Linked DNA regions of Homo sapiens: regions 1, 2, 4, 5 and 6 are each linked to region 3. Evidence: chromatin loops called from intact Hi-C (ENCODE). Cell type or tissue: dorsolateral prefrontal cortex. All regions are shown on one strand. Region 1 overlaps SLC25A26 (solute carrier family 25 member 26). Region 2 overlaps SLC25A26 (solute carrier family 25 member 26). Region 3 overlaps LRIG1 (leucine rich repeats and immunoglobulin like domains 1). Region 4 overlaps LRIG1 (leucine rich repeats and immunoglobulin like domains 1). Region 5 overlaps LOC105377144 (a long non-coding RNA gene). Region 6 overlaps LOC105377144 (a long non-coding RNA gene).

Region 1 (4,000 bases), 130 kb after region 3:
TGCGGCCTTCAGGAAACAGCAAATCTGACCCAAGAATAGAAGCCCAAACACAGTGAATATTAACACAGGATTAGAACAGGAGAATGAAAGATTCCAAGATTCCCAGGGTAAAAGGGGACTCAGGACAAAAGACAGTATGTTTTCAAAGTTGTCATACCTAAAAATAATGCAAATAATGCCTTTTTCATACAGAAAAGGCAATTAGAAACTCCAAGAAAAAAAGACAAGCTCATGCCCCAAATGTTGGAAATTAAATTTTAGCAACTGATAGAGTGCAAGAAGGTCTATTTGATTCTGATGCTGAAACCATCTCTCAGGGTGTAAGTCCCACACACAAAAAAAAATACAGCCTTAGCACACTACATGGTCTGATCATTCATGAAGTCTTCTCAATAATACAAACACTAGTTCACCGGTACTCCACTTTTAGAATCAATACAGAAGAGCTATGAAAGAAGTGACTGAGGGTAAAAGACAGGATGAAATTGTCAACCCTCTTGACAATGTACAATGAAAGTATAGTTGAGAGAAGTCTTTCCAGAAAGTGAAATTTGCAGGTTAAGGAGGACAAGGTGGCAAAAAGAAAGCAACAGCCTCATCATGTCAAGAGAAAGTTGTAAGATGCAGAAAGTTCGTAGGATAAGAAATAAAGAAACGAATATATAACTTAAAGTTTCTAAAATGAACAGAGGAATGAAATTTATATAACTGGAATGCTAGGATGAGACAGGGTTGGGGAAGAACATAATGTGAGCTTAATCACATCTTCCATCCCAAAGACTCAACAAACTTTATCTACTGACAAATTTTAAAACAGACATTTAAATAATATATTATCTGAAAGCACCGATGAAATAAGAACTAAAAATAAAACAGTTAAAATTTTAAAAAATAAAAAATAAAGGCTACCTCTAGAGAGTGGAACCAGAATGGAGAGGGATGGGCAGGAGACTGTTGTTTTTCATCTTAAGTCCTTCTACATTATTTGGGTTGTTACTAATTGCATATATTATTTTAATACAAGTTAACAATAAAAGAAATTAAATTTTAAATTTAACTTGTCATTATTTTAGAAGATGACTCTAAAAACAAGTACTTCATACAATGTCCAAATGTGGCATTTTAGTTTGTTTTTTAAAAACAAACTCTCATAAAAGTTGCATAAATAGCAGAGTTCACATATATGCTGGCTTCTCTAATGTTAATAAATTAACTACAGTACACTTATCAAAACCAGCTACCAGTTTTGCTGCAATGCTAATAGCTAAATTACAGATTTTGAATGTTACCAGTTTTTCCCAAAATCTTTTCTGTTCCAGGATCAAATCCAGGATCCTACACTGCATTTACTTGTTGTGTCTCCTTAGTCTTCTCTTATTTGTGGCAGTTCTTTCATCTTTCTTTATCATAACTTTGACAATTCTGTACAATGTCTCTCAATCTCGGTTTGTGTGATGTTTTCTCATGATCACACTGAGATTATGCATCTTTGGCAAGAAGACCAAAGAAGTGACATTGTGTCCTTCTTGGTGCATTATATTAGAGATGTATGATGTTAATATAATCTTATTACTGGTGATGCTAATCTTGATCACTTGGATAAAATAGTGACTGCCAGTCTTTCCAACTGTAAAATTACTATTTTCCCCTTTGTAAGTGATAAATAGCTTTGGGGAAATACTTCTAGACTATGATATTCGTTTTTTAAAATAAATGACAAATAAAGATTATATATATTAAAGTGAGCAATGTGATGATTTGATACACAATGTGTAATGATTACCACAATCAAATTAATTAACACATCCATCACTTTTCATGCTGTACCTTAAATACCCAGAACCTGCTGATCCTATAACTGACAATTTGTACCCTTTGAACAACATCTCCCCATTTACCCACCCCCTAACACCCGAGAACCATGGTTCTACTCTCTGCTTCTATGAATTTTACTTTCTTAGTTTACACATATAATACAATATTTGTCTTTCTGTTATGACACTCATTTTTGATACATTATACATATTTACAGTTATCTTTTAGAGATGCATAGTGACGTATTTCTGGATGAAATCAGAATGTCTGGTATTTGCTTCAATATCATACAGACATGTGGGAAGCAGGGTTTGGTATAGATGGAACAATACTGCTCAAGAGCTGGTAATTGATGAGACTACAGGGATTCATTTTAGTAATCTTTTTTGTGTGTCTTTAAATTTTTCCATGGTAAAAGTTTTAAAAAATTAGAACCCAAATAAATACAACTCCATGTACATATGTATCAAAAGATAACACAAATTTATCCATTCAGGTATCTTGATCGGAAAACACTATTATGCTTAAATTTACATTTTCTAATTTGAACCTTTTTTTTTTTTTTTCAAACAGTGCCAGGAAGCAGCTTCCAAGTTCATGCTGAGGTTTTTGCCACCAACATTTAAAATACAGGCATTGTGCGCCCTCTAGTGCGTTCTTCTATAATGTCAGTTTTGCACTGACAAGTTGAATAACAAAAAGCAGAGTATATTCAAAAAGGGAAAAAAAAAAATCCTCACAAAAATTTCTGCTTCTCCACTAGTCAATAAATTATCTGCTAGTTACTTGGCTATGTATACCAAAACCACTTCAAGGCCAAAGATTATCAACCTTTTCCCACCTACTCTACTGTTTCTCAGAACATATGATGCAGCACAGGGAACAAAAAAGGACAGACTACAATCAGTCAAAACATTTTTAAGCACCCCTCACAAAGGCCAGACGAAAAAGGATGCTGAAATCAATATTAATGGCTGTTTTAGAAGCATCTCATTGTGTTCTGCCCATACAAACAGTTCCATTTCTATCCTTTAGAATCCTCTAACACTCAGAAATTGTGCTCCACTCTCACTCAGGTCAAGATTTGGTTCAAGTCTTGTAGATCCCCCATCACATTATTTTCTTAGGATTTACTGAAAAATTCTATCAGTGAATTTATCTGCAAGACACAAACAGGAAGCAAAGTGTAATAAGAATCACAGGATTTGGAATTATACAAACTTGACCTCCAATTCCAGTCCTGCCACCTCCTAGTTGTATTACTTAATTTTTCTAAGCCTCTGCTTATGATCTGTACAAACAGGCTGATGTCTTACAGTTTAAGGATTAGGAAAATATATGTAAAGTTAACAATCATAATTAGTATTCAAATTTTAACTATTTTCATTATGTGATCCCAAAGTAATCTGTAGCCAGGTAGTCGAACCCACAGATAAACATTTTAATTTCCTTTGAATGATTCCAATTGCTATTTTTTAATTACACATCTAAAAAACTACATTTGACCTTCAAATTTAGTTTTCTTACATATATAGTCTCTTAATACTCCATATAAGATGGTGTTTATTCAGACAATAAGACAGTATACAGTAATGAGAACATCAAGGGTAATTCTTGACCCACACGGTATTCACTGGAGATAATTCGCACACACCTAATGAAGGATCTTCTTCATAAGTTTTATTATTTTCATGTGTCACTTCAAAAACTGTTTTGAATATATGAAATAGTTACAGGAGTAACTGTAACTAGAAAAGACAAAATTAAAATAAGAGCTATATGTAGACAGCAGTAAATATGATAAGAAAATTAATCTCAATGGAAGTACAGACAGTTTATCTGGCAGAAAACCATTAGCTTGCCTAGGAATTTAGTGAGAACTCCATAATTCTTGCTAAATGTATCTGGAGATCTTAATACCTAAGTACTTAAAACTGGTCTGCTTTTGAGAAGCAAGTATGATTAAGTCATTGGTTTGTTAAATATTTTCTGAGTGTGCTATGTGCCACACTCTTCTAGGTGTTAGATTAATAGTAGGGAACAAAACGGGAGGCATCTGCCCTCCTGATGCATACATTCTAGTGAAGGGAAGACAGCAGTAATTAATTTTTTTTTTTACTATTATTATACTTTAAGTTTTAGGGTACATGTGCACAATGTGCAGGTTAGTTACATATGTATACAT
Region 2 (4,000 bases), 55 kb after region 3:
ACGTTTAAAATACTTATAAAACATAAAAGAGAGATCTAAGTAATTATTATATACATTGAACTATTGATATAAGTGAAGTGATAATGCATTGGTCCCTGATTTCTATGACAAAGCTATGATTTCATCTTAGAAAAGTATTAGCATAATGTTGCTGTCTTACAAAACCAAACTGATTTTATTTTCATTTTGCTTTAAATACTGCTTAGCTTAAAGATTACATCTCATCTAGCTATTGCTTTGTAACACCCTGTAGCTGTAAGCAAAACCACTCGGACCTGACAGTATTCTTAACAGTTCTCCACACTGCAATATAAACTGATGTCTCACACTAAGAAAATAGAAAAAAAAAAAAATGCATTCTCACAGGAAATTTTATCATATCCTTTCATAATATGCTTACTTTTGACTTAAAGCTTGATAAGAAAAGATCTGTATGGTTAAAAAGGGAAAACTCTTTATAGCTGTGAACATACCTTTAAAAGAATGTACAAATAAAACAGTTAACGTAGATACAGTTATCCAACTTTGCATTCAACTTGAAAAAGAATGCTAACCTTCAAACAATTAGCAAATAGTTACATAAACACCTGCTGTGTAAAAGACAGAACCATAAAGAATAAACAGAAGACATAGTTTCTTCCTCCAGTAAGCACCGTCCTGTGGGGAGTTAAACACAAGCACGTGGAAAATTCGGTTCTGGCTGAACTCATTAACTGTGAACTTATCTGTGCTCTCCAGGGTTGGTCTCTGAGAACTGACTCAAGTGAGCACAGTTTAATCCTTGCCCAAGCTCAGCAGATTCAACGGATACTGGGGAGAGGTGGTCTAAGAAATATGCTGGCCAGGCTTTCCTAAGCTACATGTCATCATTAAGGAATCAATGCAATTTACAGAAATGCCTTCAATGAGCTGACTAAATATGACCTCAACTTTTTATCAACTTTTGAGTATACGACAATACAAAAACGTTATGAAACACATCATGTGCGGTGTGCATAATTACATGTAACGTGATTAAGAATATCAAGTCTGGAGTTAGATCTGAACCTGAGTTCAAATCCTGGCTGTACTCCTTAGTACTCCCATGGCCTTGGGCAAGGCGTTCAAACTCTCCTTCCATTTTCACATCTACAGAACAAAGACCAGGCCAGCACCTACTTCACAGGACTGTCATGAAGATGAACAGGAGATGTGTGGGAAGTGTTACTACAGTGCCTGGCACACTGTAGCTTTGAAAAATGTTGGCTGTTCTTGCTTTTATTATGGTTGTTATCATCACTAAAAAATCACCTGGTAACCTGAGTCACCTGTCTGCTACGCAGCACACAGTAAAAGGTGCTCAGGCAACTAGGTGAAAGACAACCTTATTGAGCCCTGCTTCCCTGGTTTTAAGGTGGGGATAACAACAAGGCCCACCTCTCTGGGTTGTCTGTGGTGTGAAGAAGACAGTAACAAATGCATCGTGCTTAACCCAGAGCCTGGCACACAGTGTCTGCTCATCACACCACTGATGTCGTAAATAATTATTCCAATGATGTAAGTGCATAACTAAATAAACTAATTTATTAAAATACCAGTACGGAAATAAATAGGTGTTATGATTACAGAGGAGGGAGGAGGGGAAAGTCCTACTTTGGAGAGGGGTAGACCGGGAACGTCTCTCTGAGGTGACATGTGATCTAAGGCCTGAGTAATGGGGAAAGAGGAGACATGAGAGAGGTATGGGGAAGGGGGATGGAGAGAGGCCTAGGGAAAGAGCTGGAATGAATGCTCCATGGGGTCAGTTGTGTCAGTCCTCTTCATCACTGTATCCCCAGACCCTGGAAAATGCCTGGCACGTAATAGACACTCGGTAATGACATATACACTATTTATATATTTCAAAACATCATGCTGCACACCTTAAATATACAGATATTATTTGTCAATTTTCAAAAATATGAAAAAAATCAAAATTAAAAAAATTATCACACATAAAAAATGATGTATATAGAATGAAGGAAGAAAGAATATTTCTAGCAGGGAGATCTACAAATGTAAAGGCCTTGGTACATCTCAAAAAAAAAAACAAAAAACAAAAAACAAAAAACGAGGGGAGGCGCTAGGCAGCAGCACAGTCAGCGCAACGTGGCCGGGCACAGCGGGTGAGTGGCACGGGATAAGGCTGAGGCAGACAGAGGCCAGATTACAGAGTGCCTTGCCAGCCAGAGCTTAAGCTCTGGGTTTATTTTTCTTTTAACGAGATGCCACTGACAGGTTTTAGCAAGGAATAGTATGGTCTAATTTCTTTTTCTTATTTTTTTAAGAGACAGGGTCTCACTCTGTCGCCCAGGTTGTGAGCTCAAGTAAGTCTCCCACCTCAGCCTCCCACATAGTTGGGACTACAGGTATGCACCACCAATCCCAGATAATTTTTTTTTTTAATTTTTGTAGAGATGGAGTCTATGTTGCCCAGGCTGGTCTCAAACTCCTGAGCTCAGGTGATCTTCCAGCCTATGCCTCTCAAAGTGCTGGGATTACAGGCATGAGCCACTGTGCCTGACCTAATTCATTTCTTTAAAAGATCACTCTGGCTGCTGTGTGAAGAAGATATTTTGGGAAAGCCTGAGTGAAATGAGGGAGACCACTGGAGAGGCCAGTGTAGCAATTCAAACAAGGGGTGTTAGAGGCTTGAACTAGAACAGTGAACTTGTTGATGGGCTAGATGATGAAGGATAAAAGAATACAACTCTGGAATCATTCTTAAGTTTCTATTTGAGCAAGCATAAGACAACTTTGCTATTTACTGAGAAGTGGACCAACTAGGAAGGAACAGATTGGGAAGAAGACAAATAAAAACTGACAGTTCTGTTCTGACCTAGCCACTCAGAGACATCCTGAGTGAGGATGTCAACTAGGCAGCTGGTGATCTGAGGCTGCCACTCAGAGGAAGGGGCTTGCCATGGAGCTATAAACATGCAAGTTGGTATAAAGATGGTATCCAAAGTCAAAGGATAAGATAGAATAGCAAGCTACAGGTCTTTGTCAGATAATAAAAACCATGAAATCTATCATGCTTCTCTTCTTGTTGGGCTGCCAGAAAGTTCCAAAGTAAATATAAATCTTCAAGGAAAATTATCTTCTCTAAGACTTTGGATATGATAATCTACCGCTTTTGCTTCCCCATCTCTTTATGGTGTCTTGTCCTCTTTCATCTAAAACATACTTTTGTAAGCATATGTATAATAAAGAAAAGAAAAACAAAGGAAATGATGTAGCACAGTAACAGGATTTGGGGAGCAAGTATTCTGCAATAAGAGACACATTACATTTAAGTTATCAACGAGTTGGGTGCCACTCTGACGGACTCTCAGCTCCTCAAGGGCATTAAGCCATTTCTTATTCATCTTTGCATTCTTGTGACATGCAACCATATCCAGCTCAGAGTAGACAGGCACCAGAGCTGCAATGACAGCAGGTATCATTTACTTGTAAATTGAAGGGGTTAAGGCCTTATCTGAACACTATAAGATGTTTTAAACACAATATGGTGGGTGATTAAATACGAGTCAGTGACACAGACAAATCTGTGGTAAGGGCAATTCTTCAAGGCCTTCATTAGAAGACTTCAAGCAGGAGATCAAACACTGAATTGAGATTTGAGTGATGCATCACTTTTGGATCCTTGGAAGCATACTTCAGAAAGGAGTCAGAGAACAGAGAAGGGGAGAACATATTTAGAGGCAGTAAGGAGGCTATTCTGGCTGGAGGGGAAGAATTTTGTGTGTGCGTGTGGGTGTGCGCGCACGCGCGCGCTCACACACACACACACACACACAGAGTATAGGGCAGAAGCTGAAAAAACCAGTCAAGGACAGGGTGTTGAGAAACTTGAATGCCAAGAACTTAATGTTTTAGAGTTTTAGAAAGTTATATGTTCCTGAGAACCTAAGTGTTACTGAAAGAAAAGTTTAAGGAAGATCAGACACATCCAAAATGTAGAATGGATAAGAAGAGAGCC
Region 3 (4,000 bases):
CAGTCCCTTCCTCATCTCCCCTTCACTTCCTCTGCATTTGGATTAGCAGGGGCTCCAGGAGTAGCAGCTAGGTCCCTGCAGGGAGCCTTGGCCCCCAAGGTCCTGTTGGGTTTGGAGACAGTTCCAGGGGTAGAAAGTTCCTGGGGAAGGGCAGCTATGGCAGAGTGCTCACAGGAGCCATTTTGAGAGTGACTGTGTGTTAATGGCCACACCAAATAGCATGTGCTTCTTCAGTGAGGGGGTCATTTGGGCTCAAACAGAGACAGTGAAACGCTGACTGTGGATGAATTTGTGTCCTCGGAGTCGCCACCTTCCTTCCTGTAGATGAGCTGCCCAGGTTCTTGGCCCCTTCCCTTTCTCTGTTTTGCACCGCAGTGGCCTGCTGGCAGAGGCTCCTGTGCAGTCGTGTGCGTGCTTAGTTCAGAGATGTGTGGTGTGGTCCTCTTGCTCCTTTTGGAGATTTCCAGACAGGGGTCCCAGGTTGAGACTGAGAACTGAGCTTGTCTTGCCCAAAGTTCTGAGATTAGTAGTGACAGACTGTCGCCTGGGTAGCGATGGGCAGTGGCCCTGGCCACCCCATCATGTCAGGGTGGGGTTACTGGACAGTGAACGCAGCATTCCTAAGGACTCAGAGAACATCTTTACAAGTCTATAGTTTGTGTTTTCACTGTTCTTTCCATTTGATATGCTCCAGTTTAGTCTACTGTGTTTCTTTATTTTTCACAAGAGTTGGGTGGGTTTTTTTGTTTTGTTTTGTTTTTTTCTTCCTTTTCTAGGCTTGGCTGTTGGAAAAAATTCACCCACTGAAGTGAATGATTGTTAAGAGTGCCAAGCCTCAGTCTGTCCTGTCTCTCTCTTGACCTCACCAGGCAAACTCAAGGGGATGCGTGAATCTAATGTGGATTCTTGCAGCTGGTGTTTGTGTCTGGTCTTCTGTGTTCTCCTCTCTCTCCCTGTCCTTCCTTCCCTCCTCCTCCCCCCCTCCCCCCACCACACACACACACACACACACACACACACACACACACACACACACACACTGACTTGGAGTTTATATTTTGGTGACTCCATCATTATCTAATGCAAAACACAGTGGTCCTGCCTCTTTCCTAACTTTTCTTGGATTCTGTGAGTGTTAACCCTTTGGTTTCAGCTTCCTACGCTTCAGGGCCTGCAGTTGTGCATTCCATGTGGTGCTGGATGGCTCCTTTCAGGCTCTGTAGTCAAGCTGTGACCCCACCAGGGGACTCCTGGTTTTGTTGGTCAGGGCCGGGAGGTGTGGGAAGCAAGAGAGGTCTTTTAAGTCCCCGAAGCCTGAGCCAGTCCAATTCTTAAAGTGAGGGGCCATCCTCTGACTCACCAGTGTATCGTGGCCCCAGGGATGGCATGCTGTCTTCTGCGGGGTCCGGGATCCCCTCTCTAGCTGGTGGAAGGCATGAAGCCCTCTTCCATGCCCTCTAGAAGGGGCAGCAAAGATCACAGAAGTGCGCTTGAGCAGTCCTAGCAGTTTGCACCATATCCAGGTAACCTCAGAGGCAGATTTGGGATTGCTTCCCAGCATGTGTTTCCCACCCCTCCTTTAAGCTAAATTCTTTAATTGCAGGTGAGGATATAATTTTGATCTCCTGCCAGGTCTGTTTAACTGACAGACACCCTGACTTATTTGTCCAGGAGGGAAAGAATGCTGCTCCTAGCTGCCTTTAAAAGCTCATTAATCTTCTCTGAGTTTATTTTCCATCTTCCTATCCCTGCCCCAGCCCCAATTTTTCAACGATAGATGACCAATATGTCACGTAAGCAACCCAGAGGTGCAGGAGTGCTGGGAGGAAGCTTTGATTCTGAGGTTCGGGCAAAGCATGTGCTTTTACCGCCTGCAGTAGGGGATCATGCTCTGAGGTCCACGTGGATGGGGGCAGGGAGGCCTGAGCAGGAGCCTCCTGCCCTGGGGGAGTTGCCCCACTAAGGCATGAGGCACAGGTGTGGTTGTCCCACGCAGGGGCTAGTGGTGCCCTCTGCTGGCAGATGCAGGGAGTGTGACTGGGGCTCCCTGGCTTGCTGCGGGGTCATCTCCAGAATCCCAGGCTTCTGCTATGAGAGAGGTCTTTTGTAGCCTGAATCAGGAGCTGCCTTGGACAGCATGAAGGCGCTGGAGCTTGAGAGTTGTTGTGTGTCATGACCTCGTGTGTAGTCTTCACAGTTTAACAGCCACCCTGGCCCCTGTGACCTATGCACCCATTCTACGAGTCAGACTAGTGTGTTGGGCACTGATGAGTTTCTAGCTGCATGGCCACTTTTACCCCCAGGATTCTGTGGGTGTGGGTGTGTGTGTGCACGCACGCGCGTGCGTGTGCATCTGTGTCATTTCCCACTGAAACCCAGCTGACTGTGGCCCAATTTCCGGTGGGGTGGGGTTGGGGGGCAACCACACTAGATGGTGACATTGCTGCCCTCCCTTTCCTCAGGGTCCTGTCCTTCAACAACCTGACACGGCTGGACGAGGAGAGCCTGGCCGAGCTGAGCAGCCTGAGTGTCCTGCGTCTCAGCCACAATTCCATCAGCCACATTGCGGAGGGTGCCTTCAAGGGACTCAGGAGCCTGCGAGTCTTGTACGTCTCCCACTACTGACAGGATAAAGGGGTCCCCAGTGGGGAGAGCAGAATAGAGCAAACCATCTGCTTTGTTGAACTCCATTTGCGTTGGCTTCGAGTCAGAATTGGATCCAAAGCTGGCTTGCTCTATGTGCAGAGTCTCAAACTTTTATGTAATCAACTGAAAAAGAACTGGTTAAGCAGAAAAATCTCTCATTTCCCCAGGATGGTGCCTAGAGAGGGATGGCAGCTCCTAAAAAGTAGTTGTTCTCAAGCAGTGATGCCCACGTTGTGCTGGACAGGATGCTGGCTCCTAGTGTTGGAAAAAGCTTCCCCACGCTGAGCGCCTGGTGCAGCCTCCAGTTCGGCAGCCGTGGGTCAGTCTTTCCCATCTTGAGTCTTCAGCTGCAACTTCCAAGTCCTGAATATTTTTTCTCTAAACCATGGGAATACTGCAGTGCATCTCTCGTCTGAGCATTTGAACTTCTTCAGCATAACCTGTACCAAGATGCCTCCTTTCCAAAAGCAGCACTTAGGGAATCCTGTGTCTCTCCTTGTACCTCGTCGGGGGTCAGTTAACAAAGTGGAGGTGCTAATGCCATTTCCCTTGAAGTCCCTAATTAGATGGGGTTGGCAAAAGTGGCTGCAGGATGCTTTTCTGAGGCTTGTATAAAACTTTTCCATGGTTGGCTTCATAGAACTTCCAAGCAGCTGTCAGCATAAAACCCCCAGAGAGGGGCATGCAGGTTTCAGAGGACAGTGGTGGCGGGTTCTAGGGTCTCCTTCTCAGGCGTAATCCACTGCACAGAGAGGGATCTGTTCCAGTGTGACAGGGAGGGAGGCCTTTGCACTTGCACCTGGCAGAGCCGGCTTTAATGTGGAGCCATTGCCAGGGAGTGTGAAAGAGGCCGGAGCCAAGCTATTCAGGCCAGGTCAGCCTGTGAGCCCATACAAGGCCCAAATAACAAGGCTGGGAACATTCAGACTGAGCGGGCCAGAAAGGAGAGAAAAACTTTGGCAGCCAGGGCTAGGAGCAGAGAGACAGGCACACAAAGCCACAGCCCCGGGTCCCTGGTTCCTGGTTTTTTCAGTATGCAGATGATAGGAAGGAACCCATTGAGAGGAGAAGTCCCTTCCAGCAGCAGAATCTCCACTATTTGACCTTCCTGCTGTGACAAGAAAGGTCACCGCCAGCATTTCACTCTTCAGTCAGAGCTGCCCTCTCTGCTGGCAGCATTGATTCCTGCTGCAGCTTCTCACAGGAGACAAGAGTTCCTTTTCTCTCCCTGGCCTGTGTCTGCAAGGGCTCGGGGGGAAAATTTAAGAACCAAGAACCTTGTGGAAAGTTGGAGAGGGCAGGATGGGGGCCTGGTCTCCAGGTGTGATGTCTCGCCTGGGCACTGTGACCTGCT
Region 4 (4,000 bases), 75 kb before region 3:
GAAACCATGGCTGACGTTCCCTTTAAGTTAGATTCCCATCGTGAGGATTCTGCAGTGCTATGTATAGAAGTTTTGTGTGAATGTTTGATTCGTTTCTGACTACCCCATTAGTCTGTAAGCTCCCTGAATGCAGTGACTGGCTTTGTTTCCAATCCACCATTGTATTCCCAGAATCTAGTGTGAAGCCTGTGACACATTAAATGCTCGTGACAGATACCAGTGTAGATAGAGATAGTGGCATTCATTCTGTAGAGTCCTGTATGTCCTGTGGAAATACCTCTGCCAGATAGAATAATTCAGACCTCCCAGGCTTCATCTGTGTATTTCCTGAATATACCTTGCTTGTTTAGTAGCTTCCTATACCCCTCACCACCCTCCACCAAAGTCTCTTAAGTGTTGAGAAACTTAGAAGAATGGAAAGAAAGAAGAAACAAATAGAACCGAAGTTGAAAAGATGACAGGCTGTTTACCTGCCACATTTAGAATTGGCGGTCTTTTTGGTCTCTCTGAATTTTGGAAAAGTCCCATATGCAAGAATTGTCACTGAAGTGGCTTTGTAGTTAAAGCAGTGCATGTGAACTGTCCCCACATGAGGTCCTCGGGCGCCTCGTCCCTGCTGGATTGCTGGTGGCTGTCCTTGGCAGGTGGGCCAGGCTCAGGCGCTCTCCTCTGTGTTGCGTTTGGCGAGGGAGCCCGCGGTGCCCTTCCCAGCTGTTGACATGGTCTCTCATCTGCTCTTTTGCTGGAGCCGCGTTTTGGAGCCTGCTTTTCCAGAGTTGACACTGCAGGGGAGGGTGGCTTCTTCCATAGACCGAGGCTGTCTAGACACCCTTCCCCTTGTGGTTATTCTGCTCAGTTTATGCTGAGCCCTCGCCAGGCAGCTGGTTTCGGTTGCTTGAGCTCTTACTTTGCTCAGGCCTCTGCTTTGACAAAAAGGATGACCAGGCCAAGGTAGCTTTTCTCCCTCTTTGCTGCTGGCAGAGAGAAAGACTGCTTTCCTTGACCAGAGGGAGCTGTGAGAACACTAAGGACAGGTTACCCTGCCCTCTGTGGACCCAGCCCAAGTAACTATGTAAATTGATAGAAGCTTCTATGGCAGGAGACTTCAGGCAGATACATTTCTAAATCTGGGCCTTTTTAGCTTGGACTTCAGATGTGAGACATTGGCCCCCACCCCCATCCTCAGACACGCAGGATCTCCATCCATGGCAGAGAGAGCACTGCGAACCCAGCTGGCAGAGCTCCTCTCTGGGCAGTCTCCCAGGCATGCTAGCAAGGGGCAATGGGAAGCTGTGTTCTCCCTGATGAGCTCAGCCTCACATGTTTCTTTTAATGGCTATCGAGATCTTGGACTGTGATGCTGTAGGGAAGCCTTTTGTCCCCAGTGAGCTGGAATAGTCTAGGCAGATTACTGTCTTGGTGGCCTTACGGGGGGTGCTGGAGGGGGTGCTATTGATCTGTTAGCCTAGTTACTATGTCTTTATTACTTTTGATTTTCTGGTGACAAATGTTAGGCATTTATTGAATAAAGAAGAAAGTACAAAAGAAAAAACAACTGATTTCATTGTTCGGTGATAAATATTATCACTGGATAGTGTATAAATTTCCAGTAATGTGTGAGGCTGAATACCTATTTCAGTTATGTTTTAAAGACTCAATATCTTGAATATTTTCCCTGACTTTAAGCAGTTTTTAAAATGTGCTTTAATATTTATTGTATAATAAATTATTACACAACTTACATAAAACTTGTAAAGTTTCTCTGATATTGGGCATTTAGGCTTTTTCCTAAGCTTTGATAGACATCCTTATGCATAAATGTTTAGCCATTTATTTCCTTAGGATGAGTTACCCAATTCAGATAGCGCTGGATATGCAGATTCTTAATATTTTCGGTACCACTGCCTCTGAGAAAGAGGCTGCCAACTTACATGTGAACTTGTGCTTGTCCCACACCCTCACAAACATTAAATGCTGTTTATTTCTGTAATCATGTACCAGTTTAATGGATGGAAATTGCCTCAGATTATTTTAATCTGCATTTCTTTGGATGTTGAGGCTGAAGACTTTACACAGGATACTCCCAGATATTTCCTTTTTCAGTTTCCTTCCTTTGTTGATGCTCAGCCCAGTACATCATCTGCTGTCCTCCACTGTGGTCTTTGGGCTTGAGCACAGTACATCTCTTTGGTACTAGGGAAGCTGTGTTTCTGAGAGAGCACAGGTGTAATTGCATAGAAAACTGTGCTCTCAACAGGCATGTCACATGTTTTGACTCTGAACCAGGACATCTTTGGGTTCTTCTTAAACAGATGTGGACGCGTGTTGCGGAGGGGACTGTTGCAGTGGCTCTGTTGATCCTGTACTGCTGCAGCCTTCTGCAGAGCCAGCCTGCCTGTGCCCAGGCTGCCCGGTCTGTGGCCAGGGTGCCTGGTACCTACAGCTGGTAGGAATCAGCGCAGATTAGCGTGGCTGAGAACCTTTCAGGAACAGCTTCCAGCAAATGGAAATTATTTTAAAACAAATTTATGTGGTTTTTCTGTCAAACCTACTTGGAGCATAAACAAGGTTGAATTGTAAGCTGCTTCCCTTCTGCAAGCGAGCCCATGTTTAGAATGTGGCTTTCAGCAAAGTAAACATGGTCTCGAAAGTGAGTTGTCATTGTATGCATGTGCTTTGAAAAGTAAAAGTAGTGCACTGAACGAGCATTCTCATAGATAATTGTGATAGAGTTTTAGACATCCCTTCTCGTTTATTTGTCTTCCTGCCACAAAGATCACTACTTCCTGTAAAGGTTTTAAAGGTAAGGAGTAATTTGGTATTGAAAGGATTAAGGGAAAGAAATGCCAGGTCAGTTTCTGTGGTGAGAAGCATTTTAATTTTGCTCCTTTGCCATGGGGAATATAAAAAACATCTTTTGAAATACTTAATTCTGTGTGCATGCGTGTGTGTATACACGTGTGTGTGTGTGTGTGTGTACATAAACCCTCCGGTCTGTGCATCTTTGAATTCTCTGCCAATTTCGAGGTGGTTCCCCCCACCCTAGGGACAATGTCGGCTTTATTAAATTGGGCACAGCCTCCCTAGAAGGTGAAACAATGCTTTTAATGTTCTGATTATATATTAATGAACAACCAGGCCAAGGGGCACTTGCCAAAAAAGCTACAAAGTGAGAAAGCCACCAATATCAGAGTGAACTTTGCACTCTGAAAGTGTGAATGATGTTGGGTGAAAGAGTTTATGGCGCAAGGGGAGCAACTGGAATCTCTTTGATGTTGTGTAGCATCCTGGCCCCATTAGACTTTGGGCCTTCCCGTTTAACTGCATCTTTGCTGGCGAGGGCAGTGCTGAGGTGTGGTCTGAAATATAGAGGGACCTCAGCCACAGAGGACTGGCATACCTGTGCTGGGCAGGGGGACCGTTGGCCATTTCTATCTGTTTTCAATCAACTTCAACAAATTTTAATCTAACACTGAAACATATAGTTTCACACCCCCACCCTCCCAGCTTTTACTCTGGAGGGACTTTCCAGAAATAGCATGCTATTATTCTCAAATCCGCCTGCCCCAACCACAGAAAAGGGTTAGATCTTAATCTTAATCTAACTGATTTATTTTCTCCCCATTGTGGTGACATTTCCTCCTGCCTTCTGGCTTGGTCTTAATTTTTGAATGGCCACTGGGAGCCCTGCTTTCCACAGCCTTGCTAAATAATTTCTCAAAGGAAGAAAAGAAATGCTCTTTCAAAATGCCAAGAATGTGTTTTCTGTGGGAGGGTAAACTCTAGCTGAGGTTTTCTGCATCTGATGGACTCATGGACAGAGCTTGGGAGCGAGTATAGGACAATCTGGGAAGCACACAGAAGCTGATGTTCTTTCTGGGTGTTCTTTTGGGTGTTCATTTATCTCCTGGCACGTAGAGGGGCAGTTCTTTCTGCATTTCTGTGGTATGGAAGTAGCTAGGTGGCATTTTCAGTCTGGAATTCTGAGAGCCTGCTAAGG
Region 5 (4,000 bases), 410 kb before region 3:
GGATCCCAGGCTTCCTAGGAGGAGACCTCCTTCTGCTCTTGCAAAGGAAACCTTTGGCACAGATGTTATTTAGTTTTTCTAACTCCGTTGACTACAACAATGTAAAAACAGACGTATTTGAAACACACATTTGGAGAAAAAAAATATGGAGTTTATTCTGTTTTTATTTATCTTTACAAGATGTGTTAATTTAATACAGGGAAAGGGAAAACAAATGGTCTATAATCTTACTGCCCAATAATTTCTCTTGGCATCACTTTTGGAACTTTTTTCCCAGCTTAACACGTGCAGAAATATGTACAAATCAAAAGCATAGAGCTTGATGAATTTTCACACACTAAACACACCTTTGTTGCTGGTACAAGCTCCCAGATCAAGAGAAAACATCATCAACCCTCCTCCAAGTCTCCTTGGTGGAGACTTCTTCTAGGCATGACCCACATCCAAGGGCAATCTTGAGCTGAACTTCTCGCAGCATAGATTAGTTTTGCCTTGGCATTTTTTCCTTAATTGACACAAATAATACAGTTCTGTGTAATCAGAGGAACTTAGAAATACAGAAATACAAACTTGAAAGCAAAGCCCTCCCTTTCTTCTTACCTCCTTGTCCCTCAATGCAACTTCCATTAATAGACTTTTTGTTTCTGTTTTATTTTTGCCTTTTTTCAGGGAAATGTGTATGCTGTTTGCTAACATTATTATGTTTTCTTCTTTTTCTCCTCCTGCCCTCCTCTTCCCTCTCCTTCCCCTTCCTCCTCCTCCTCCTTCTTGTTCTTTTACTTTACACACAGCACATCATATATATGTATTGTCCTATTAGTTGCTTACCTTATTTGTACCATTTTTTCCTCATCAAAGGCTATTTGTACAGATCGTATACTAGTCTGATAATAATACTTCAGTAGGGAGTTTGGGAGACAAGGAGGAGGGACATTTCATGTTTTATAACCAAAATAAATTATGTTCTTGAATAGTAGAAAGAAGAAAATTTTTTAAAGATACCTTTTTGTCTCCTTCTGTAAAAAGGCAAACAGTGGCTCACACCTGTAATCTCAGTACTTCAGGAGGCTGAGGTGGGAGGATTGCTTGAGGCCAGGGTTTGAGACCAGCCTGGACAATGCAGCAAGACCTCATCTCTACAAAAAAAATTTAAAAATTAGCTAGGCGTGGTGGTGCACACCTGTAGCCCCAGCTACTTGGGAAGCTGAAGTGAGAGGATGGCTTGAGGCTGCAATGTGCTACTATCACCCTACTGCTCTCCAGCCTGGGCAACAGAGCAAGATCCTGTTTCAAAAAAAAAAAAAGTAAACTAAGTTCCCTGTGGCAATTCCTTTCTCTTCTCCAGATTTCTGGGTTCCTCTATAACAGACATGAGAAAAGAAAGCCCCCTCAAACCATGCAATGGACCCTCTGTGCTCAGACCCCAGGAAACTCAGCCCCATCAGGGGTAATCCTGCAACAACTCTAGAAAAGCCCATTCCTGAACTATGGTGTTAGTTGGTCTAATATTTCATTATTATTTAATATTTTCTTTGCTATCAGGATGAAAAATGAAAGCCTTTCTTTCCAAAACAAAATACCTAGAGATCACCTAAGTTTCCTTCAGTGAGCTGGTTTAACTCTGTTTTTCTTTGGCAGAGGAAATTGCCGTCCTAGAGAGGCATTTTTCAGTATTGCAGACTTAAAGCCTGCAACTTAATTTTAATTAAAATATATTTTTTTCCAGTAGGTGGCACTAGTGTGTTTAGCTAGAGTTAATATGTGCCCATTGAGGGGAATTGTGCAGTTCAAAGTAGCAGCACTTAGCACTTATCAACACGTTCCCCCTACACTCCTAGAGGCTGTCTTGACTTCTCAGCACTTCGAATGAGATTGCAAGATACCCAGACAAGCATTTCAGAAACTGGCCCTTGACTTGTGGCTAATGAAAAATAGATTACAGAAAGGGGAGAATGGATCGCCACTGAAGAATATTCCCTTTGCCCTTTAGTTCATTTAAGGAAATATAATATCTGAAATTTAAAGTCCGGAATTGACATTTTCCTTGTACATACAACTAAACACCGATGAAACAGTAAAAGACTAGCAGGCCTAAAAGTCAGCTACTTAACACGAACATCCAAAGACAGCCATGCACTTTGCTTCTGTTTCAGATTTTCCATTTGTGAGAAAAACGTAATAGTGTCTTTCCCCAAAGAATCATTGTATTTGATGATGTCTCAAGAGAAGACATCAAGAATGCACTCCATTCAAGGTCAATTTATATAATGCTGTCCAAAAGACTTTAGCCTTCACCACCTTTCAGCAATATTGTAAAGGGAAAATTAGAGCTACTCTGTGCATCACAGAGTCTGGGAGAATATAAGACGATACGCTGTGTGGGTGCTTGAATTGTGTTGAGTACGATCCCAGTTTCTTCCCTTTTCTGACTGTATCACCATGGAAGAGTCATCTAAACTCTTTGCTTATTATCCATCTGAAAAATGGAATTCAATATAATAACTTCTATTATTATTATTATTATTATTATTTTGAGATGGAGTCTTGCTCTGTCACCCAGGCTAGAGTTCAGTGGCATGATGTCGGCTCACTGCAGCCTCTGCCTCCTGGGTCCAAGCAGTTCTCCTGCCTCAGCCTCCTATGTAGCTGGGATTACAGGCACCTGCCACCGTGCCCGGCTAATTTTTGTATTTTTAGTAGAGACAGGGTTACACCGTCTTGGCCAGAGTGGTCTCAAACTCCTGACCTCATGGTCCACTCGCCTCGGCCTCCCAAAATGCTGGGATTACAGGCATGAGCCACCGCGCCCAGCCTCCTTTTGTTATTAAGAGTAAAACAAAAAGCCAGGTCTTTACAAAGCGTCAGGCTTGAGTTGTGGATACGGTGTTGTTTTTTCATAGATATAATATTGTGAAATATATATCTGGTCTTCGCCCAGTTTTCTGTCCTGTAGCTCCTAAAATCCTTGGACTCTCCAGAGTGATGAGCGTCTTTTGTATGCTAATGAGATGACTGGCAGCCTGGGGCTTGCTGGGTAGCTTCAGGATGGGGGCTGGTCATCAGGAAGAACAAGCCACCCTTAGAGGGTCAGCCCCACCCCCCAATCTCCAGGGAGAGAAAAGGGCTGAAGGTTAAATTGTCCAGTGGTTTAATCAATCCTGACTATGTAATGAAGTCTCCTTAAAAACCCAAAAGGACAGGGTTCAGAGAGCTTCTGGATAGCTAATACCTGGGAATTCCTAAAAAGTGGCTCGCCGTGGGAGGGGATGAAAACTCCATGCCCCTTCCGGTATGCCTTGACCTATGCGTCTCTTCATCTATATCCTTTGTGAAATCTGTTATAATAAACCAATACATCTAAGTGTTTTCCTGAGTTCTGTAAGCTGCTCTAGCAAATTAATGGAATCCATAGATAGGGTAATGGGAACACTGACTGATAGCCAATTGGTCAGAGGTTATCACAGGTAAAAACAACTTGGGGTTTGCCATTGGCACGGAAGTTGGGGGCAGTCTTGTGGACTGAGCCCTCAACCAATGGGATCTGATGCTGTCTCCAGGTAGATAGTGTCAGAATTGAATTGAATTGGAGAACATCCCACTGGTGTCTACAAGAGATTTCCCACAGAGTCCACTGGAGAACTAATTGGTTCTGGTGGGGAGAACACATTTTGGTGACCAGAGATGAAGTCTTGTGTGTTGGCTATGTGAGAGTAGAGAAAATACTTTGGTGGGATTGTTTTTCTCCAATATCTCTTTAAAATACTGGTTTTTTATATTTGATGTATTTCATAATCAAACATTAAATCATTAATTTTTTTTTCTTTTTTTTTTGAGACAGAGTCTCGCTCTGTCGCCCAGGCTGGAGTTCAGTGGCATGATCTCGGCTCACTGCAAACTCCGCCACCCGGGTTCACACCATTCTTCTGCCTCAGCCTCCTGAGTAGCTGGGACTACAGGTGCCCACCACCTCGCCTGGCTAATTTTTTGTATTTTTAGTAGA
Region 6 (4,000 bases), 410 kb before region 3:
GGAGATCTCGATGACTGCACCACAGGTAACAAATGCTGGGATTGGCATCAGTAGAGAATGACAGGATAATGCACTGGAAGAGCACCTAACCCAGTCTTGGAGGGTCAGGAAGGGCATCTTAGAATAAGTGATTTTTTAACCAGGATCTTAAGAGTAATCCAGTCACTTGTCAAAGGTGAAGGTACAAGGGTGATATAAGATGGTGGAATTGCACATAGAGGAAACGGTTTGTAAACTAAAGCTCAGAGGCGAGAAAGGATTTCTAGTTCATCCAGAAATCTGAAAGATTAAGATGATTTAGATTAATGAAAAGAAAATAACATAGAGATGGGAGTCCCAGGTCCACGGCTCTGGGACTGGCACAGTGATGTACTAGCAGTGTGACCTTACACAAGTCACTTCTCTTGGGGCCTCAATTTCCTCATCTGTAATACAAAGGGATTGGCCTAGGAGACAGTGGAGAGTAGAGGAACATAAAGCCCCCACCTCATGTCCCTGGCACAAAGATTCTTGAGGGACTTGTGTTGGAGGGGCAAGGCCGGTCACCTTGGTCTCCGTCTTTAGAACTACTTCATGTTCCTGCAGTCATGTGGGAAGGAGGGCACCAGGGAGGCCGTGGAAACTTTCCCAGGACCTGGGCCACTGAAGTCGCCACCGAGTTCTATTATCAGAAGGAGACATTTGTACAGTCCTCGCTCTTTGATAGTCTGTGTCTAAAATGTTTTGTTAAGCCTGGAAAAAGGCAAATACTTACGTGTGATTAGATGGCATGCTGAAAGAACTTTCAATGTTTAATGAATGGAAAGCAAATATTGATTGGAACTTTTAAAATGGTGTATAGCATAAAAAACAATGTTTACTAAGGCACTTACACTTGTCCTGCACATAGTAGGTGCTTAGTAATGATCTTGATTTAAATAAACGTATAATACACCTAGTAACCCTGATACTAGATGTTTGTTACATAGGACTTGTTACTATTTGATTTCCAAAAAAAAAAAAAAAAAAAAAAAAAAAAGCCACCTAGTTTTAGGGCAAGTTCCCAATGTATTAACTTAAGCTCATGGGATGTTTTTCTCCATGTAAATTTCTTCTGACTTGAAACAGTACCCATGGCAGTGGCCAAACAAATGTCAGTCAAGGCAAAGCCATATCGTCACATCACAACATGTTGTAATCAAGGTCACAGACCAAACTCATGCTTTATCTCTCAACTGCTAAGGTCTTTGTGCTGCTGAGAACAACTGTTACAAATACTGGAAGATATTGCTTAAAGGCAAACAGAATGAGTACTTGGAGGAGTTGGCCCCATAAATGATATATTTCATAACTGATTCCACTTTTAAAGGAAGCTGCTTCTGTTGTTAAATACCCATAAGATAGGTGCCCCCTGCATAGCTATAACCTATAGTCTTTTAAACTATACATAAGAACCATTTAAAATACTTTGGTAGGTAAGACTGCATTAACAGAAACAAAGAGGTTAATTTGGGAAGGTTATACTTTGGTTTCACGAAAACACGTCAAGCTGTTCAGCCCACATTACACCTGGTGCAGACATCACACCGTAATCACACAGGCCATGCGTCATTTCATCTCTGCTCACCCAAAACAAGAGATGTCGCCAGTGAAAAATATTTTCTAGGTGGGAGATGTTCAGGTAAGGATTTCAGAGGCAAGAGAATTTAAAAGCAGCTAGTGTGAACTTTTTCTCAAAAAACCCTAAAAATTAGAGAAGGCCATATGCGGTCTTTGGAACAGACACATAACTGGAATGTCGCCACCCCTTTCTTGAGTTTGAGAGGCACCAATATGCATTCCCAGACCATGTGTTTTCAAGCACCCTTACTTGTCTAAGGGCCACCTAGGAGACAGCTGATAACAGCTCCAGAAATCACCACAAGGGGGAGCATTGACCTGGCGAGTCAGGTGGAGTCTATAGTCTGGACTTTTAGGGCACCTCATGAAGCCAACTTGCAACATTCACAGGTTCAGCCATTACCCAAGCTGGAAGCCAGCCCTGTAACACTTAGTCCGTGTGAGCTGAACATCTACCACCTTTTAGGATCCCAACCAAACTCTTATCCTACAAGTCACCCCAGGGGTCTGGAAGCTTCTCAAGCAAAATGTTTTCTTTACTCCCTGTTCTGAACATTGGGAGTGTGCTGCGTAAACCTCCCGAGAAAGCTCAATTCAAATGTCTGCAATCCTTCTTAGAAAGGGGAGGATCTGTCTTTTGGGCCCTGCGGGTAATTCCTCTTCCTAATGCTGACCACGGGGACTCCCCAAGAACATTTCCACTTCAGCAAGAATGTTGAACAATTTGCGTAACCTTTCCCAGGTACCTGCTATAACCCATTCTAGAAATCTAAATAGAAAACTCTATTTTTCCATCTAGTGTCCATGCAAGGATGGTGCATTTCTGCCAAAAATAAGTTTGGGGTCTGGCGTGTTATCTCCAGTTGATTCTTACAAATGACTGACCAAAGAAAGTGAAAGAGAAAAGAAAACAATTCGTGGAAAACTCATAAATAACTGTTTGTCCCCCTCCCCCAAAGCTCTGTAAATGTAAAGAACACAACATATATGGAAAATACACCCAAATTTAATGTGCAGTTTGCTTGCCATGTAACTGTTCATACATATTTTGCCACCTAAAGAAAACTGTGCAGCTTCTAATTGTTTTGTTCCATTTTGTTTTGTTTGACACGGAATTTCACTCTTATTGCCCAGGCTGGAGTACAATGGCTCAATCTCGGCTCACTGCAACCTCCGCATCCCGGGTTCAAGTGATTCTCCTGCCTGAGTCTCCCAAGTAGCTGGGATTACAGGCATGTGCCACTATGCACAGCTAATTTTTGTATTTTTAGTAGAGATGGGGTTTCTCCATGTTGGTCAGGCTGGTCTCGAACTCCCAACCTCAGGTGATCCTCCCACCTCGGCTTCCCAAAGTGCTGGGATTACAGGTGTGAGCCACCGTGCCTGGCCTCTAATTGTTATTGTGACATATTTTCTTCTGGCTTTACAATTTATTTTTGTAACTGAGGCCTTAGACCCTAGGTGCTAAGACGGTGCAGGTCATTTTTGTGTAGAAAGTTACACTAATGTTGACAATTCACTTGCACTTGACAATTCACTTTTTGGCCAAAGAGGAAATAAAAAGAAAGTATATTGGTGTGCAATATACTAGCTTTGGAAAATGAGAACAGTTTAAGGATCTGGTTAGAATTTACAGGTCTCCCAACCTAAAACTCACTGTTATTCCTATTATTGCAGTTTCATTGGAGCAGAAAATTTAACCCAATGACCAGGAAACTGAAGAGACTCCGTAGCCTGAGAAGGGAATTATTCAAAGGAAAAAGGTCCTAACTTACGTGTTGAAACTCTGTTCAAAACTTCTAAGGGAAAGAATAGGCCATATAGGAACATTCCTGATATTGGTCATTTGTATTTCTGAAACTCTTCACAGTAAACCATCTCGGCGTACGTTGTTACTTTGAATTTTCACAGCAACCCTGAGAAACTGGCTTGAGGGCAGTTATTATTCTTTACAAATAAGGAAATTCTAGATGTCAGGCTCACAGTCACCCAAATAACTGGCAGAATCAGCCCTCAAGTCCAGACCTTCTGAATTTGAAAGTTCACTGCTTTTTTTTGTATTCTTGCTGCTACTTTCTAAGAAGCAGAAAACAGGCTCATTTGATTGTGAGACCTTTCAAGGTAACTATACTTGCAGGCAAATAGTGTCTTCACAATAAAGCTGCCTACTTCTTTGCAAGAGATTTCACAAAAAAAGGGCTTTTTCTACTCATGCTTACTGTCAGTGGTGAGACATAAAACTGAAAATGTCTTAAAGGACTAAGTTAGCATTTTGATGCTGTGAGCCTTTTAAATACCCCATTGTCTCTGAAGAGAAGGACAATCAGCCTTTGTACTGCCAGGGCATTTTTCATCCATCCCGGATCCCTGGAAGGCCCCATTCCTCAGAAGGGCTGTTGTC

What was found. A loop is a pair of places that touch in the nucleus more often than their neighbours do. Peaks named below come from ENCODE experiments on the same cell type or tissue, not always from the same donor. Only the 100,000 strongest peaks of a DNase experiment are listed, where the experiment ranks them.
Region 1: a loop joins it to region 3, with 2.6 times the contacts of the local background. A loop is called at or near these places in 28 of 110 quality-filtered maps.
Region 2: it touches region 3 in a loop (2.5-fold over the local background); 3 of 110 quality-filtered maps call a loop at or near these places.
Region 4: a loop joins it to region 3, with 5 times the contacts of the local background. A loop is called at or near these places in 39 of 110 quality-filtered maps.
Region 5: a loop joins it to region 3, with 6 times the contacts of the local background. A loop is called at or near these places in 102 of 110 quality-filtered maps.
Region 6: it touches region 3 in a loop (4-fold over the local background); 102 of 110 quality-filtered maps call a loop at or near these places.

What each region holds. Positions count from the first base shown.
Region 1 is chr3:66,275,339-66,279,338 of GRCh38, reverse strand. The region is part of intron 5 of SLC25A26 (solute carrier family 25 member 26); the gene reads right to left. Among named protein-coding and RNA genes, the nearest start is that of SLC25A26, 56 kb to the right of the region's middle. In dorsolateral prefrontal cortex, CTCF peaks have their summits at 2,243 and 2,444 (motif pointing left); a DNase peak (open chromatin) is centred at 2,438.
Region 2 is chr3:66,350,511-66,354,510 of GRCh38, reverse strand. The region is part of intron 6 of SLC25A26 (solute carrier family 25 member 26); the gene reads right to left. Among named protein-coding and RNA genes, the nearest start is that of SLC25A26, 130 kb to the right of the region's middle. In dorsolateral prefrontal cortex, no CTCF peak of the experiment used is centred here; no DNase peak of the experiment used is centred here.
Region 3 is chr3:66,405,954-66,409,953 of GRCh38, reverse strand. It overlaps LRIG1 (leucine rich repeats and immunoglobulin like domains 1), which reads left to right. Exons shown (of 19, transcript NM_015541.3): 8 at 2,463-2,606. Among named protein-coding and RNA genes, the nearest start is that of LRIG1, 93 kb to the left of the region's middle. In dorsolateral prefrontal cortex, CTCF peaks have their summits at 1,809 and 2,012 (motif pointing left); DNase peaks (open chromatin) are centred at 2,013, 2,553, 2,893 and 3,553; H3K4me3 peaks cover 74 bases; H3K27ac peaks cover 3,816 bases.
Region 4 is chr3:66,480,499-66,484,498 of GRCh38, reverse strand. All of the region lies in intron 1 of LRIG1 (leucine rich repeats and immunoglobulin like domains 1), which reads left to right. Among named protein-coding and RNA genes, the nearest start is that of LRIG1, 19 kb to the left of the region's middle. In dorsolateral prefrontal cortex, CTCF peaks have their summits at 814, 1,286, 2,164 and 2,387; DNase peaks (open chromatin) are centred at 788, 1,238 and 2,374; H3K4me3 peaks cover 3,477 bases; H3K27ac peaks cover 4,000 bases.
Region 5 is chr3:66,814,071-66,818,070 of GRCh38, reverse strand. All of the region lies in intron 2 of LOC105377144 (a long non-coding RNA gene), which reads left to right. Among named protein-coding and RNA genes, the nearest start is that of KBTBD8, 180 kb to the left of the region's middle. In dorsolateral prefrontal cortex, CTCF peaks have their summits at 1,520 and 1,720 (motif pointing right); no DNase peak of the experiment used is centred here.
Region 6 is chr3:66,820,375-66,824,374 of GRCh38, reverse strand. The region is part of intron 2 of LOC105377144 (a long non-coding RNA gene); the gene reads left to right. Among named protein-coding and RNA genes, the nearest start is that of KBTBD8, 180 kb to the left of the region's middle. In dorsolateral prefrontal cortex, CTCF peaks have their summits at 1,908 (motif pointing right) and 3,982; DNase peaks (open chromatin) are centred at 1,894 and 3,974; H3K4me3 peaks cover 640 bases; H3K27ac peaks cover 1,186 bases.